Regions from separate parts of the Homo sapiens genome. Here region 2 is linked to region 1. Evidence: chromatin loops called from intact Hi-C (ENCODE). Cell type or tissue: gastrocnemius medialis. All regions are shown on one strand.

What was found. A loop is a pair of places that touch in the nucleus more often than their neighbours do. Peaks named below come from ENCODE experiments on the same cell type or tissue, not always from the same donor. Only the 100,000 strongest peaks of a DNase experiment are listed, where the experiment ranks them.
Region 2: a loop joins it to region 1, with 6 times the contacts of the local background. A loop is called at or near these places in 28 of 110 quality-filtered maps.

The regions. Positions count from the first base shown.
Region 1 is chr12:119,441,143-119,449,142 of GRCh38, reverse strand. All of the region lies in intron 2 of CCDC60 (coiled-coil domain containing 60), which reads right to left. All of the region lies in intron 2 of PRKAB1-AS1 (PRKAB1, TMEM233 and CCDC60 antisense RNA 1), which reads left to right. Among named protein-coding and RNA genes, the nearest start is that of CCDC60, 110 kb to the right of the region's middle. In gastrocnemius medialis, CTCF peaks have their summits at 4,296 and 4,497 (motif pointing left); no DNase peak of the experiment used is centred here.
Region 2 is chr12:119,644,549-119,652,548 of GRCh38, reverse strand. The region is part of intron 1 of PRKAB1-AS1 (PRKAB1, TMEM233 and CCDC60 antisense RNA 1); the gene reads left to right. It also overlaps a transcript of TMEM233 not described here. Among named protein-coding and RNA genes, the nearest start is that of PRKAB1-AS1, 20 kb to the left of the region's middle. In gastrocnemius medialis, CTCF peaks have their summits at 2,951 and 3,150 (motif pointing right); DNase peaks (open chromatin) are centred at 6,828 and 7,418; H3K27ac peaks cover 3,778 bases.

The sequences.
Region 1 (8,000 bases):
GACCTGTTCACATATACATACACATACACATAGACCCTCAGGCCACACAGCATCCTGCCTGCCCCCCAAAAAGTCACCCCATACCTTGGAAACACAGTGACAGCAACCTAAAATGGTCAATGGATTAGAGGATGCTGACCAGGCTGCAATCCCCACCGCCTGACTTCTATGTGGTTAAAAGGTGCCTTGGCTCAGGGCTTCTGTTTAATTAATGTGAGTCAGCGTTTGTGTAACGCTGTGTAAGAGGACTGCATTTCTTCTGGAAGAAGAGGGATAAAAACCTGCCAAGTGTCAACAAACAGTTCTATATGCATCCCAATTAGGGTGATTTCTGGAAGGCAGCAGAAGCCCACCACAGCTCTGGTTTCTAGGCAACTGCTATTAAGAGTTCTGAAGCTCACTGGAAAGAGAATATTGCCAAGTCTGCCTTGCTAAGGAACCTAATGCGCCTCTTCCAGACCCCCTCCCCTCCCCACCGCCATTCTTGTCTATTTACCCCATCATATTTAGAAGCAAATTATGTCTTAGAGGGGTGTAGAAGAAGCTAAATATCTTCGAGGGCAAAAGCCCTGGGGAAAGCTCAGGCTTGGAAAATCATGCTCTTGATAGTTACTGTTTCTAGCTCACTCTCTGTGTGTCAGGCAGGTCTCTGAAGCCTCACATGGGTTACATCATGTAATTCCTACAAGAGCCCTACAGGTAGACACTATCATTTCAAAGATGGAGAAACTGAGGCTCACGGATTGAAGCCACTTGCCCAAAGTCACACTATGAGAAGGTGGCAATGCCAGGATTTGGATTTCGGTCTGTCTGAATCCTGGAGTCATCGCCTCTTTAAAATAAATTTGTTTATATTTAAGATATACCACTTGACGATTTCATATGTGTATACCTTGTGACATTATCTCCACAATCAAGATAATTAATATATCCATCAGCTGTCATTGTTACCTTTTTTTTTTTTGGTGATAAGACAACATAGGATCTACCTGCTAAGCAAATGTCAAGTATACAGTAAAGTATTGTTACTATAGGCATCATGCTGTACATTAGAGCTCCAGAACTTATTTATCTTGCATAAGTGAAAATGTGTACCCTTGACAAACATGTCCCCATTCCACTCCATCCCTCCCCCACCCCACCCCGGCAACCATTCTTATACTCTCTGCCTCGATGAGTTTGCCTGTTTGCCTCTATTAGACTCAGTAGCCACTTTCTTTTCTTTCTTTTTTTCTTTTGAGACAGAGTTTCACTTGTTGCCCATGCTGGAGTGCAATGGCGCGATCTCAGCTCACTGCAACCTCCACCTCCCGGGTTCAGGCGATTCTCAGGAGCCAGTTTCTTAGCCACTGTGACTTCCTGCCACCTGTCAGCACCCAGGCAGCTACCCTACATGAGAAAACAGAAGCAAAGTATTGTGCATAGCAGTTGTTCAGCAGTCAGTTTTCAGTTCTGAGATAAACCGGTTCAATATGTTTTTTTCGAGAATGCAAGCTCCACCCTGCCATCCCTGTTATTACCTATTGTGCTTAATGACTAAATGGAATGGGAGGGATTGCTCTTATGGACCTGCCATTGTGGATATAGAAAAATGCATTAGCAGGGAGAGAGGCTTTTTCCAGGGCACACCAACAATTTCCAAATTACCCCCTGGTTTATAATTTCAGGACAAACAACAGACAATGGAATAAGGCACAAGACCACCAGCCTGTGATGGTTCGATCGGTGTTCTTCTGCCTGATTGATGGCAGGGACTGCTCGCTGGAGACCCACAACTCCTTAGGAATTCACAATGGCTCCTTCACTAAGCATCAGTACAAGGGGAAGTGGGAGGGGTCTGAGGCGCAATGCAGTTGCAAGGAGGTGTTGTCAAAGCTTCCCTTTTGAGTTTACAACTTGAGTCTTGCCTGTCACCGTGCAAAGAGGGCTTTTGATTGCCTCCTGGACATGGGGTGGTTACCTGACACTCGTCCTCACTGCGATATATTCAGAGGGATCCCAGCAGATGTAAAACCTCTTTCCAGGACCACGGGCCAGCTCTCTTCCTTTCTTCCAGAGTTTGCTGAGCTGTGTCAGTATGAAAGCTATTCCCTTAACTGCCTGATCCCCAGGATTAAGCTATCGCCTCTCGTCTTCTTCTCACATTTGAGATGACCTTACCTCAATCCTAGCCCAGTGCCTGACTCACAGCAGGAGCTTAGTAGAAGGCACCCAGCCTTCCAGGTCCTTGCCTGTAATCATGTGCAGATTGCTTTCTCCGTCTGGGATATCTCCACCAACTCCCTGTGACTTTTTAAAAATCTGATTATTGCCTATTATCTTTTCTAGACCAAAAATATCCAAAGGGTACAAATTAAAAAAAAACAAAAACAAAAAACTTACAGGGGCCATGCAAGTAAAAGGTAAATGAACCCAAACACACACATCCACACAGGCACACACAGCTTTTAAAGCTATATCCAGTGAACCATCGTAGACACTCTGACTCATAATTTGGCCTGTGATTCATTCTCTCTGTCTCCCGTCCTCCCTCTCCCTCTCCCTTTTTTTCTTCCTGTATCCTTCCTCCCACATCCTTCTGTAACCTCCCCATCCCAGCTCTTTAAGCTTTTATTTTTATCTTTGTATAGCTACCAATAAAGGGCTGTTCAGTTGTACGGCCCCAGGGGCATCATTGACATTGTACTCTACAAATTGTGGCGACATTCACCCTTGAGCATATATTGTGAATGATGCCCCCTGGAATTGTGCAAAAGGGCAGTCTTGCCCTGAACATATACTGCTCCCATCTCCACCCAATCCTTGTGCTTGTGTAATAGTAGACCTTCAGGAAAGGTTCATGAGATTTAGGAATTGCTCTTCAGTTAATGTGCATTTTGAGCTGTCTCAGAGCAAGGATAGAGATTCAGATTCCTGTTTTAACTAGTTGTTTAGATATGGCTTTATTTAATGGACTCCTATGTAAGCTTTTTTTTTGAGACTGTCTTGCAAAACAATGCTCTATTTGGTTTCTTTAACTTTGCACCCATATTCTGTCAGGAAACACTATTTATTTATTATTTTTAAATTTTTCCATAAGTTATTAGGGTACAGGTCGTGTTTGGTTACATGAGTAAGTTCTTTAGTGGTGATCTGTGAGATTTTGGTGCATCCATCACCTAAGCAGTATACACTGCACCATATTTGTAGTCTTTTGTCCCTCACCCCCCGTCCCCATCCCTCCAAGTCCCCAAAGTCCATTGTATCGTTCTTATGCCTTTGCGTCCTCATAGCTTAGCTTGAGAACACACGATATTTGGTTTTCCATTCCTGAGTTACTCCACTTCGAAGAATAGTCCCAAATCTCATCCAGGTTGCTGCAGATGCCATTAATTCATTCCTTTTTATGGCTGAGTAGTATTCCAGGAAACACTCTTTCGAAGCTAATCCAACCCTGAATAATTTCTAAAGCTTAACACATAGTCATAGATGCTGAAGGGTCAGGCCATTCACTTTTAAAAAATGGGACACTGCAGGCACGATGACATCAGAATTTCCTGACCCCCAAACTCTGTCTGCCTCAGATGCAACCTAAGGGAACTTGTTGAAGAATTGTTCTCAACACTTTGCAGCCTGCTTGATTTGGTTGTCCTGCATTTTTTTTTTTTTTTTAGCTCAGGGCAGAAAAATGCTTCTCAGAGCATTCCTTTTTTTTTTTTTTTTTTTTTTTGAGATGGAGTCTCGCTCTGTCACTCAGGCTGGAGTGCAGTGGTGTGATCCCGGCTCACTGCGACCTCTGCATCCCGGGTTCAAGCGATTCTCCCACCTCAGCCTCCCGAGTAGCTGGGACTACAGGCATGTGCCACCATACCCGGCTAATTTTTGTATTTTTAGTAGAGACGGGGTTTCACCATGTTGACCAGGCTGGTCTCAAACTCCTGGACTCAAGTGATCCACCCACCTCGGCCTCCCAAATTGCTGGGATTAAAGGCGTGAGCCACCGCGCCTGGCCTCAGGGCATTCTTATTGACTTTGTTCTCATTTTCATGGGAAATTTAGGGAAGATAAAGTTCGGGTATATTTTTAAGGGATCTTTCTATTCCAGTTGTATGGTAAAGTGCAGCTGTGGTGAGGTTGAGGGTATTTTCACTTTGGGGAAACATTGCCTTCCACATCACTGTTCATCTATTAAAATGCTTTATGTACTATATCTGGGCACCTAATAGAAAAAAAAAAGCCATTTTGCTCTTCCTGTAAGTTTTTCAGCAAGAAAGGGCCAGAAAATCACTTTGGTTAGACATTAGAGCAACTTCCCTTAGATCGAGCAGGGATAAGGTATCCCATAGCTCCTAAAGGTAGCCTCCCTTGTCCAGGTAGCCTGGTTGTCCGGGGGAAGGTATTTAATCAAACGCTCTGGGTTCTGAGAGCGATGATGGTGTGGATCAGCGAGATGTCAGAGAAGAGTGGCCAGCGTGGTCTCTAAGACCTTGGAGGACCTGTTTTTGTACAGCGCCACCTTGTGGCCATGAGAAGCAATGGCAGTGGAGGACACAGCGCCAACTTTCTGTGGGATAACAAACTTCAGCTTATTAGACAATTCAAGGGAAAGATGAGGCTCCTAGAGGGAGACTCTAGACTTCCCATGAATAATTCACGTAATGGCCTATGGCTAACTGGAAAAATAAAAGAAGCGAGACTTGAATTTGTAGCTCAGTTCATGTTACAAAAGAAATGGCCCTTATGATGTTCTTATTCACTTTTCTCCCAGTGACGAGACTATGAGAAAGGAAAGGAATTAACTCTTATCTAGCCTTTTCTTTTCCCATTGATTCAAGCCATTGGCTCTACTTCTAATAAATAGTAATAAGAAGAACTCTGATGATGACAAGAGCCAACACGTACTGTGACAACTCTATTCTAAACGCTTTCATTGTGTTACCTAACGTTATCCTGAAAACGATGTCTGAAAAGTATCTAGCTGTTTGTCTTTCAAGGCAAACAACAAACTATAGAACCTTAAGTTTCTTAGCTGTATGCTTTCTGGCATCTGATTTTCCCATCAGACAGGAATGAGACAACTTTGGGTCCCTGCACAGATAATAAGAAAATCTCACCTGCAGAGTGGACAGAGTCCTGATGGCATAGTTAAGCAGCTGGAATTGAGCCTTCAGAGATATTGGTGTATGTGTGTGTGTATGTGTGCCTGTGTGTAACACTTATGTCATCTGTGTGCCAGGTATGTGCATGTTAACTCATTTAATTCACAACCCTGTGAGGCAGACTTTATTATTGTCCCCATTTCATAGATGAGGGCAGTGAGACTCAGAGAGATTAGGTAACTCATCCATACTCAAAAAGCTAGTAGGTGGTAGAGCCAGGATTCATGCTGGCTCCAAAAGCCATGTTTTGTTCTATTGCCTGTGAATACATTAAATCAGGTAGGTGATTGGGAAGCTGGTTTTAAAGACAGTTTTTGTTTTCATACACTTTGGAATAGAGCCGTGAGGAAATTAATACCTGTTGAAATATATTTGTAAGCAATAATTTGGAAACAATGGGGTTTAAACTGCCTGCTGTTTTATTATTATTATTATCATGACTTTGAACTCTTGTAGGTTGCGGGTTGGAAAAGTGACAGACACGTCCCTTTCCCCACAGTGGGCTGCAAGGCCATTTCCCGTCTAGCATCCCAGTTGTTACTCCTGAGAACTATACAGGTGTTCTGAGGTTAGCTTGGTGAGCTTGTGAGATTTCTGGCTTTTTAATATAACTTTATTTTATTTTACTTTTAAGCAAAATCATGACTGCAAAATATCAGTTAATATGACAGAGAAGACCCAGACAAAGAAGTATTCAAAGGCTACAGTCTTTTCAGGAAAAATAGAAGTTTCCATCTGTATTGAAAAAGGCAAATAGATTGGAGACATTGGCAATTAGCTCAATGGAGTAAAAGCCATCAGAACAATCATTAATGAAGTTGCTGGTATTAAAGAAAAGGCTGAGCCTAGGATGTTACTGAGTAGGACAAAGACTTTAAATAAAGAATCCTACAGGTAGAAAGTGATATTCCTGATGCACGTTGGCACTGTCTGTGTGGCTCAGCTGGGCATTGCCAGTAAATTTAGGGGGAGAGTTACTTTCATGAACACTGTCTCTTTTCATTTTGCTTTCCATAAACTGCTTACTTGCTGCTGATGACTACGCTAAAGTCAGAAGAGCAAAAAGTCACGTCTGAAGTACTTTCAGCCTCTTTACACCGTATTTCTGGCTTTTCTTTCATTTCTTATGAGAAAAGTTTATTTTGTTTCAGGCATTTATGAAGTTGTCAGCAATGGAAGCACCGTGTAAATTTAGACAACTTCAGTTAAGTATTGAGAGTCTTAAAGCTGCATGCTTAAAAATTTAAACTGGTTAGGTAAATAATGCTACATTCTTACAATGAAATAGAATGCATCCATGCAAAGATAGTTATTATGTTTGTGTGGATATTGGATAGTAAAGACTTTTTTCAGATATAATAATGTTATTTTCGTTATGGTTTTAAACAGTCCTTATCTTCTCTAAATAGTTGTTTAAAATATTTACAGATAAAATGATATAATGCTTCAAAATAATGAGAGAGAGGATAATGCATAAATGAAATCAGATTGGCTATGATATGATTATTGATCTGAGCAATGGGTGCATAGGAGTTTGTTATATTATTCTTTTTCATAGAGACGTGGTTTCGCCATGTTGCCCAGGCTGGTCTCGAACTTCTGGGCTCAAGGCGATCCACCCCCTCTCTGCCTCCCAAAGTGCTGGGATTACAGGCATGAGCCACCGCACCTGGCCCATTTGTTATATTATTGTCTGCCTTTGTAGATATTTGAACATTTTTATACTAAAGAGTTGAAAGAAATGAAGTCACATATAGCTGTACATTTATTGAGGCTGTGAAAGATGCTCATAATCTTTTGCTAAATAAAAAAGCAAGTAGTCTATACGGAATGTTTTTTTTCTGTAAAAAATACACGTGGATCCATGAATGCATAGAAAATTGTTGCAAGTTGAGCTGCCAAAATAGGGGCTATTCCTGCCTGGGGTAATTATGGATAGTTTTATTACTTATGTATACATATTAATTGATATTTTCTAGCTTTTCTAGATTGTATTATTTGTGCGTTTTAAACTTTAAAAAAAATGGGCTTGGAAAACTGGCAGTATCTTCTAAAGCTGAGCATATGCAAACTCTATGAGCCAATTATTTCACTTTTAGGTATCTTCTGAAAAGAAGTATGTACATATGTTCAGCAAAAAAAAAGTATAAGAGTGTTCATAGCAGCTTTATTCATAATGGCTTTAAAGTGGAAATGACCCAAATGTCCATCAATGCTAGAGTGGATAAGTTGTGCTATCCTCACGCAATAAATACTACGCAGATACTGAGAGAGAACAGACTCCAAGTAATAGAGACAATATGGATAAATCTCAGAAAGACAATATTGAGTGAAAGAAACCAGGTACAATAAGAGTGCTAACTGAATAGTTCCATTGATTTAAAGCTCAAGACAAGAGGAACAAATCTAAATGTTAGAAGTCAGGAGAGTGATTTTCTTTGGGGTGTTAGAGACTGGAAGGGGACATGAGGAGGTTGCCTGGGAGGCCTTGGTAATGTTCCTTCTTCTGATGCTGATGAGGGTTACATGGGTGTGTTTGTTTCATGAAAATGTATTGGGCTGGATGCTGAATGATTTGTGTGCTTTCCTGCATTATGTTATATTTCAATTAAAAGTTCAAAAAAATTATAGAGCTTATTGCGTGTAGTGTCCACTCTAAGTGGTGAACTGGTGCTTTACCGTGCAAGCCTGTGGTTACATCCATTAGTGTAATGGCTTGTTCAACAATCCCAACAGGAAGAGATTTAAAATTAAATAAATATGGAAATCCCAGATGAACAGCTGCATTTGCACAGCTTCCGCTTATGAACATCCTGACTCCCCCCGCCCTGTATCATGTTTGCTTCAGCTGTCCCTAAAACA
Region 2 (8,000 bases), 200 kb before region 1:
GCTCTGTTCTCTGTGTGCTATGCAGACTGGGTGACCCTTCAGAGGAAAAGCCGGGTAAATGTGGATGATTCCCATTTTATGAGGATTCTTACTGACCCTCCAGTTTTTAGTTGTTCTCAGGTGTCTTTAATTTGTAAAAATGTTTTGTTCAGAGTTTGTAGCTGTACTAGGCAATGGAATTTGCCCAATATAAGTTACTCCTCCACTACTAAAATCCAGAAATCTAATTAGTCTCTATTGATGGACATTTTTGCTTCTCATTTTAAACTTTCACACATAACACTGCCTTGGTATATCCATACAATGTGACTGATTCACATATCCTAGCTCACATATCATAGTTTTCTGAGTAAAATAGTGGGAATAATTTCTAATATGGAATCACTAGGTCCAAGGGTACATACCTTTACACTTTTGCTAGAAATTGCCAAATTTCTCTCCAAAAGTGTTGCAGCAATGATGTTTGTGATATCTGTTTCTCACATCCTCCTCAACACTAAGCATTATTAATTTTTAAATTTTTTTGGTAGTCTGATTAATAAAAGTTGTATGCCATTGGTTTCCTATGCTTTTGTTGATTTATGAGTGAGGTGGACTAACTTTTCATTATTAGTCATTCTACTTATACTTTACTTGGGTACAGAAATTTTCATTTATTAGAATAAAAATTTCTAAGAGCTACTGTTTACTGAGCAATTCTTTTTTTTTTTTTTTTTTTTTTTTGAGACGGAGTCTCACTCTGTCGCCAGGCTGGACTGCAGTGGAATGATCTCGGCTCACTGCAACCTCCGACTCCCTGGTTCAGGTGATTTTCCTGCCTCAGCCTCCCGAGTAGCTGGGATTACAGGCATGTGCCACCACATCCAGCTAATTTTTTTTTTTTTTTGTATATTTAGTAGAGACGGGGTTTCACCATGTTGGCCAGGATGGTCTTGACCGCCTAACCTCATGATCCACCCACCTCTGCCTCCCAAAGTGCTGGGATTATAGGTGTGAGCCACTGCACCTGGCCTACTGAGCAATTCTTAAGGCAGGTCCTGACTGGACAATCCTACCCTTCTTGCTGCAGTTTTTTTCGGAATGGTCACATAACCCAGACTGGAGCACTGGGTTCAGGAATGGTTGTATGACCTAACTGTTACAGTAAGAATACAGTGGGGCTTTTGTCTGAAGGTTTAGGGTAGAGAGGCCTTCCTTCTCTCAGGACATTGATGAGGAAGTTTGTAGCCTGAAGAGCTACTCCCATGAGAGAAACCAGTTTGAGGTCAAAGAATACACAAAGGTGGACAAAGCTGAGAAAATCAAAGGGAAACAGAGCCATAGCCTATTAAATTTGTGATGTGCAGAATCAAACCAACCTTGAAGTTTGTCTTCTATCTGAAATTTTCCATTGTGAGAACTGGTAACTGCCCTTATTAAAGCCAGTTGGATTTTCTGTTGCTTACAACCCAAAGCATCCTAAATCGTATACTCGGATGGACTCATATCCTTCAACAGTAGAAATGTAGCTGTTTTTTCTTTCCTGTGTATATTAATTATTGTGCATAGAAAATATATCTTAGACATTGAAGTGAGACCTCAGAGCTTCTTAAATATCGAATAAGCAGGCCGGGAGCAGTGGCTTGTGCCTGTAATCCCAGCACTTTAGGAGGTCAAAGTGGGGAGATCACTTGAGTTCAGGAGTTCAAGACCAGCCTGGCCAACATGGCAAAACCCGATGGCTACTAAAAATACAAAAATTAGCTGGGTGTGGTGGCTCATGCCTGTAATCCCAGCTACTGGGGAGGCTGAGGCAGGAGAATCACTTGAATCTGGGGGGTGAAGGTTGCAGTGAGCTGAGATTGTGCCACTGCACCCCAGCCTGGGCAACAGAGCGAGACTCCGTCTCAAAAACAACAACAACAACAACAACAACAACAAAATCAAATAAGCAATCCCAAAAGGAATGTGTTATAATTAATGCAAATCGGCCGTAAAAGTTCATCTCACAGAAATTTATGTCAAGTTTGCAACGAATTAGGGACAATGGGTAATAGGCTATTAGGTCATTGCACGCTGTTATGCGTAGAAAGTAGTTCTGTTATTTTTGCTTAGTTATGAACTAAACTCTGAGAGTTAGTTTATCATTTATGGGAGTTAATTGAGTGTAATGATTAAGATCATGGATTTTAAAATCAAATGGCCCAACATTCAGCAGTTGTGCCTCAGACAAATTATTTAACTCTTCCATGACTCAGTTTCCTCAGATGCAAAGAGAAGTTAATGGTATTTATATCTAGGGTTGTTAATAATGATCAAATGAGAGATCATGTCAAAGGTTTAGCAGAATGTCTGGCAAATAGCAAGCCATAATGTTTGTTATTATAGTTACCCACTTTTTTTTTTTTTTTTGAGATGGAGTCTTGCTCTATTGCCCAGGCTGGAGTGCAGTGGCGCCATCTCTGCTCACTGCAAACTCCGCCTCCCGGGTTCACGCCATTCTCCTGCCTCAGCCTCCTGAGTAGCTGGGAGTACAGGCGCCCGCCACCGCGCCCGGCTAATTTTTTGTATTTTTAGTAGAGACGGGGTTTCAACGTGTTAGCCAGGGTGGTCTTGATCTCCTTACCTCGTGATCCGCTCACCTCGGCCTCCCAAAGTGCTGGGATTACAGGCGTGAGCCAACGCGCCCGGCCCTTTTTTTTTTTTTTTTTTTTTAATAGTTAAACAACTACCGTGGGACAGAAGAGCTAAGTTTAGAATTGTAGAATATAGAGACTGAAGAACAAGCCCCGCTGAGCCAGTGTTGGCATTTGATGATCTTATCCACCTTGAATTTCTAAGGAACAGAGGTGTGACTAATTGAATCTACATCATTTTTGAAAAGTTCCATATCAGAAATAAGTCTTAGAGTGAGATAGCCCAAAAATTACCATCAGAGATCAGCCAAAAATCTGGTTCCAAAGCAACAGTTGCTCAGTTTTTGTTTTACTGAAAGTTTATTACTCTAGAACATCTTGCTTCTTTGCTTCATCAAAGCTGTGTGATTTTCTTCCAGTTTGTTTCTGGATCCTACACTAACTCAGAGAGTATAAAAAGCAAAGAAATACGATATTTGTCAAATTGTTAGGGAACACTCTAAATTGTCTTTCTCCATTTTTTCCACTAGGGGGCATCCCAGGCACAAAGGAGGCTGGGGTTCATTTGGGTCTCTATCTTTTCTTTTTCTCTTCTTTTCTCTTCTCCTTTTCTTTTTCTTTTCTTCTGTTTTTTTGAGACAGAGTTTTGCTCTTGTGGCCCAGGCTGGAGTGCAGTGGCACAATCTCGGCTCACTGCAACCTCCGCCACCTGGGTTCAGGAGATTCTCCTGCCTCAGCTTCCCGAGTAGCTGAGATTACAAGCATGCACCACCACTCTCGGCTAATTTTTGTATTTTTAGTAGACATTGGGTTTCACCATGTTGGCCAGGCTGTTCTCGAAGTTCTGACCTCAGGTGATCCTCCTACCTCGGCCTCCCAAAGTGCTGGGATTACAGGCATGAGCCACCGCGCCCAGCCGGGTCTCTATCTTCTTGAAATTATTTTTTGGTATAAGTCGATTTTCATTTCTTCCTTTTTCTAAACCATCACGATAAGGAATATGTGAGAAAGTTTTGAGACAGGATTTACAGCCAATACCTTGGTTAGCTTCATCTTGCTTTAAAATTCAAGTTTAAATCTTGTCAGATAACAATGTAAAAATAAAGCTATGATGATGGAGGAAGCTTTGACTCAGTTTTCTTCTTCCATTTCTCTCTACCTCATTAATTAATTAATTAATTCATTCATTCATTAAATAACTATTGGAAACTTATGTGCCAGGTACCAAGCTAGGGACCAGGAAGACAGAGGTGAACAAGATGAACATGGTCCCTGCCCTCATGGGGGCTCATGATCTGCTGGGAAAGACAGATATTAAATGGTAATTGTGCAAACTGCATCTAACTACCATTGTGATATGACCTTGAGTGAAACCACGGGGAAGTGTGAGCATGCAAAAGGGAGACCCTCATGTTCTTGAAACGTTGGCATATCAGAGAAGGCACCTCTGAACAAGAGGCACTTAATCTGAGATAAAGGAGTGGACATTAGCCAGGAGGAAGGGCACATGGGGAAAAGAACCTTTCACTCATTCAGCAAATAGCTATAGAGTATCTGCCATGGGCCAAGCCCTAGTCTAGATGCTGGGGACACATCAGTGAACAGAACAGACAAGGTCTCTGCCCTCACAAGGTCAACATCCTAGGGGGAGGAGATAGATAATAAAGAAGATAATAAATAAGTAAACAGTTAAATAAAAATATTGTTAGTGGTGGCAAACCCCATGGAGGAAGTAAAACAGGGTGGTGTAATAGCAAGTGATGAGGGGTGGGGTGGTTGCCTTAGAGATGGGGGTTAGGTTGATCCTCTCTGAGAAACTGTGACCTAGGGCATGGGGAAGAAAGGACCAGCTATGTGAAAATCTGGAGAATGGTGTTATGAATGGAGGAAACAGCACACATAAGGCCTTGAGACCAGAATGATCTTGTCATGTTTGGGGCCAGTGTGTGGCTGCAGCTGAGTAGAGTGGGGGCGAGGTAGAAGATGAGATCTGAGAGGCAGCCAAGGGTCTGATCATGTAGGGCTTTGCGGGGTATCATTAAAAGTTTGGATTTTAAAACACCGCATGTTCTCACTCATAAGTGGGAGTTGAACAATGAGAACACATGGACACAGGGAGGGGAACATAACACACTGGGGCCTGTCGGGGGGGTGGGGGGCAAAGGGAGGGAGAGCATTAGGATAAATGCTTAATGCATGCAGGGCTTAAAACCTAGATAATAGGTTGATAGGTGCAGCAAACCACCATGGCACACATATACCTACGTAACAAACCTCCACGTTCTGCACATGTATCCCAGAACTTGAAGTTAAAAAATAAAAAAAAGTTTGGATTTTAGTCCAGAAGAGTAGATGCTCCAGAATGAGCAGTCCTTTTGACACTGAAGAAGAGAACAGACTCGCTGGCACTAGAGCCCATATCTAGGGGACCATCAACTTGTTAATGTCCCTTGGTCTTTTACTCCGAAGACAAAAAAAATGAAGAATAAACAAAGTTGTGGAAAAGGTACTGATTTCACCTATCAAGGATGAAAGGGCAAAATTACAAGAACGGATTCCTGATCACTGGTCAACAAGGGCAAATGCTTGTCTTAACTACAAAAGAGACACCAACTCAACTAAAAAGCCTGCTTGTCGAGGCAAAGTAGCATTTTGTGATTGGGGGTTAAAGACTGACCTTCCAGCTTTTAGTAATAAAGACCTTTTTAAGGACACACAAAAAAAGTTTGGATTTTAAAGGCTGGGTATGGTGGCTTACACCTACAATCCCAGCACTTTCGGAGGCAGAGGTGGGAGGATTGCTTGAGGCCAGAAGTTTGAGACTAGCCTGGGCCACATAGCAAGACTCCCATCTCTTCCAAAAAAAAAGAAAGTTTGAGTTTTAATTCCGTGGGTGGTCACTGGGTGTGTGGGTTGGGTTTCAGCAGAGGAATGATGTGATTAAGTCTAGGTTGTGAGATAACCCTGGCTGCTGTGTGTGTTTTTTAAGCGAATGGATGTCAAAGCAAGATGTAGTAGACAGAATAATGCTCGCCAAAAGATATCCCCATACAAACACCTGGAACTTGTGAATATGTTGGGTTACATGGTAAAGAGGAATTAAGGGAGCAGATGGAATTAAGGTTGCTAATCAGCTGACCTTAAAATAAGGAGATTTTTCTGGATCATCCAGGTGGACCCAAAGTAATGACAAGGGTCCCTAAATGGGGAAGAGAGAGGAAAAGGAGTCAGAACAAAAGAGATGCAGTGTGAAAAAGGCATCTTAAGGGGAGGAGGTAGATAATAAAGAAGATAATAAATAAGTAAATGGTGACTTTGCTGCCGTTGAAGATGGAAGGAGGCCCTGAGTCAAGGCATGTGGATAGCTTCTAGAAGGTGGAAAAGGCAAGAAAAGGGATTCTCTCTACGAACTTCCAGAAAGGAATCCAACCCTGCCGCCATCTTGATTTTGGTCCAGCAAGACCCGTTTTAGACTTCTGACCTCCAGAACTGCAAGATAATAAATTTGGGTTGTTTTAACTCATTAAGTTTGTAATGGTTGTTATACCAGAGAGCCCTGTAAGAAAGCTACTGTAGGACTGGTGCCGTGGCTCATGCCTTTAATCTTGGCACTTTGGGAAGCCGAGGTGGGCGGATCACTTGAGGCCAGGAGTTCGAGACCAGCCCGGCCAACATGGCAAAACTCCGTCTCTACTAAAAATACAAAAAATTAGCTGGGCATGGTGGTGCTAGCCTGTAGTCCCAGCTACTCGGGAGGCTGAGGCAGAAGAATTGCTTGAACCTGGGAGGCGGAGGTTGCAGTGAGCCAAGATCATGCCACTGTACTCAAGCCTGGGCAACAGAGCAAGACTCCATCTCAAAAAAAAAAAAAAGCTACTGTAATTGTTTAGATGAGCTTTGGTAATGGCTCAAGAAATATTTATTTACCTTCCCTTCTAGGCGTGCTTTAGGTCCTCTTTCTTGGGGGTGATCAGGCCATTTCTATATAGGCAGAATTTGGCCTTTTATGAGTTCCTCCCAATACTTTCACTCCAACTAGTACAACTAGTACAACTAGTCCCCATGCATGGGATTCCACGTGACCTGGGGGAGTAAACACTTGGTCACAGTTCCAGGAGCAGACAGCTTGGGTGCATCAGTGAACCAGTGTGGGTGCAAACTGGGAAATTCTACACTGGGACAGGAAGAGAGATGAACGCCGTGACCGGGTCATTGCAGGTCTGACTGGCTGCTCACCCGAGGTTTGGAACAGGTACTCGAGATGAAACTCTCTGATGCCTCATGCAGGCAATGCACAGAGGCAACTTCATACTTCCCTCTCCTGACCCCTGATAAATAGATGTCTACTGGAATGAATGAATGAATGTATTGGAAAGGGAATTCCTTCTTTCTGTGGCTTCTCCAGCAAGTGTAGGTGATGCCTGAGTCATCTTTATGCCTGCCTCTCTTTGTGCTTGTCCAAACCAGAATTCAAAGTGTTTTGGTGCAGGGACATATTTTTATAGGGCAATTCCCCAGACTTAAATATTCAATATTCGTGAGTATTTTTTAAGAATTGGTTGTAACCCATGAGTATGAACGTTATCTTACAAGATTTTTTTTTTTTTTTTTTTGGTAATTGGTGGCCCAGAACTGTCTCTTATATTTAGAAGCCTGAATCTAGGGTTACGTATCAAGATATGTGCATCATGCTGTTTTGCTGAATGCAGCTGTCCTGCTGTAGGCCAAAGGTAATTTGCTGATCCAGGAGCTGAGGCCAGCGATTTTATATCTGCATCTGTTTCTGCCCATAACTTGTGGGCAGAGACAGGGCAACTTCAAGAGCTGTAGCCCTATTGGCCTCAGCACTGCGAAGAATGGTAGGACAGGGACTGTCTTCCTTCCCTTTAGTACAGCCAGTGTGTTCTCCTGCAAAGTGATGGCACAATACTTTGTTTATGCCTCTGTCTGGGCACTCTCATGTTTCCTTCTCATTGTTTGTGTGTGTCTGTTCCCCCCACTAGACTACTGCCACCTTCTCAGGGGTCTCTCTTAAACATTCTGGAATTTCCACCAGCCCAGTTTCTGTGGTTGAGCAGGTGCTCTATAAATACTGGTCAGAGAAGGAGCTGGATGAAAGTGACAACACCACGGGGAAATTGAAAAGCTATGAGGAGGCTGGGTGTGGTGGCTCACACCTGTAATCCCAGCACTTTGGGAGGCCGAGGTGGGTGGATCACCTGAGGTCAGGAGTTCGAGACCAGCCTGGCCAACATGGTGAAACCCAGTCTCTACTAAAAATACAAAAAATTAGCCAGGTGTGGTGGTGCACACCTGTAATCCCAGCTACTCAGGAAGCTGAAGCAGGAGAATCGCTTGAACCCGGGAGGTGGAGGTTGCAGTGAG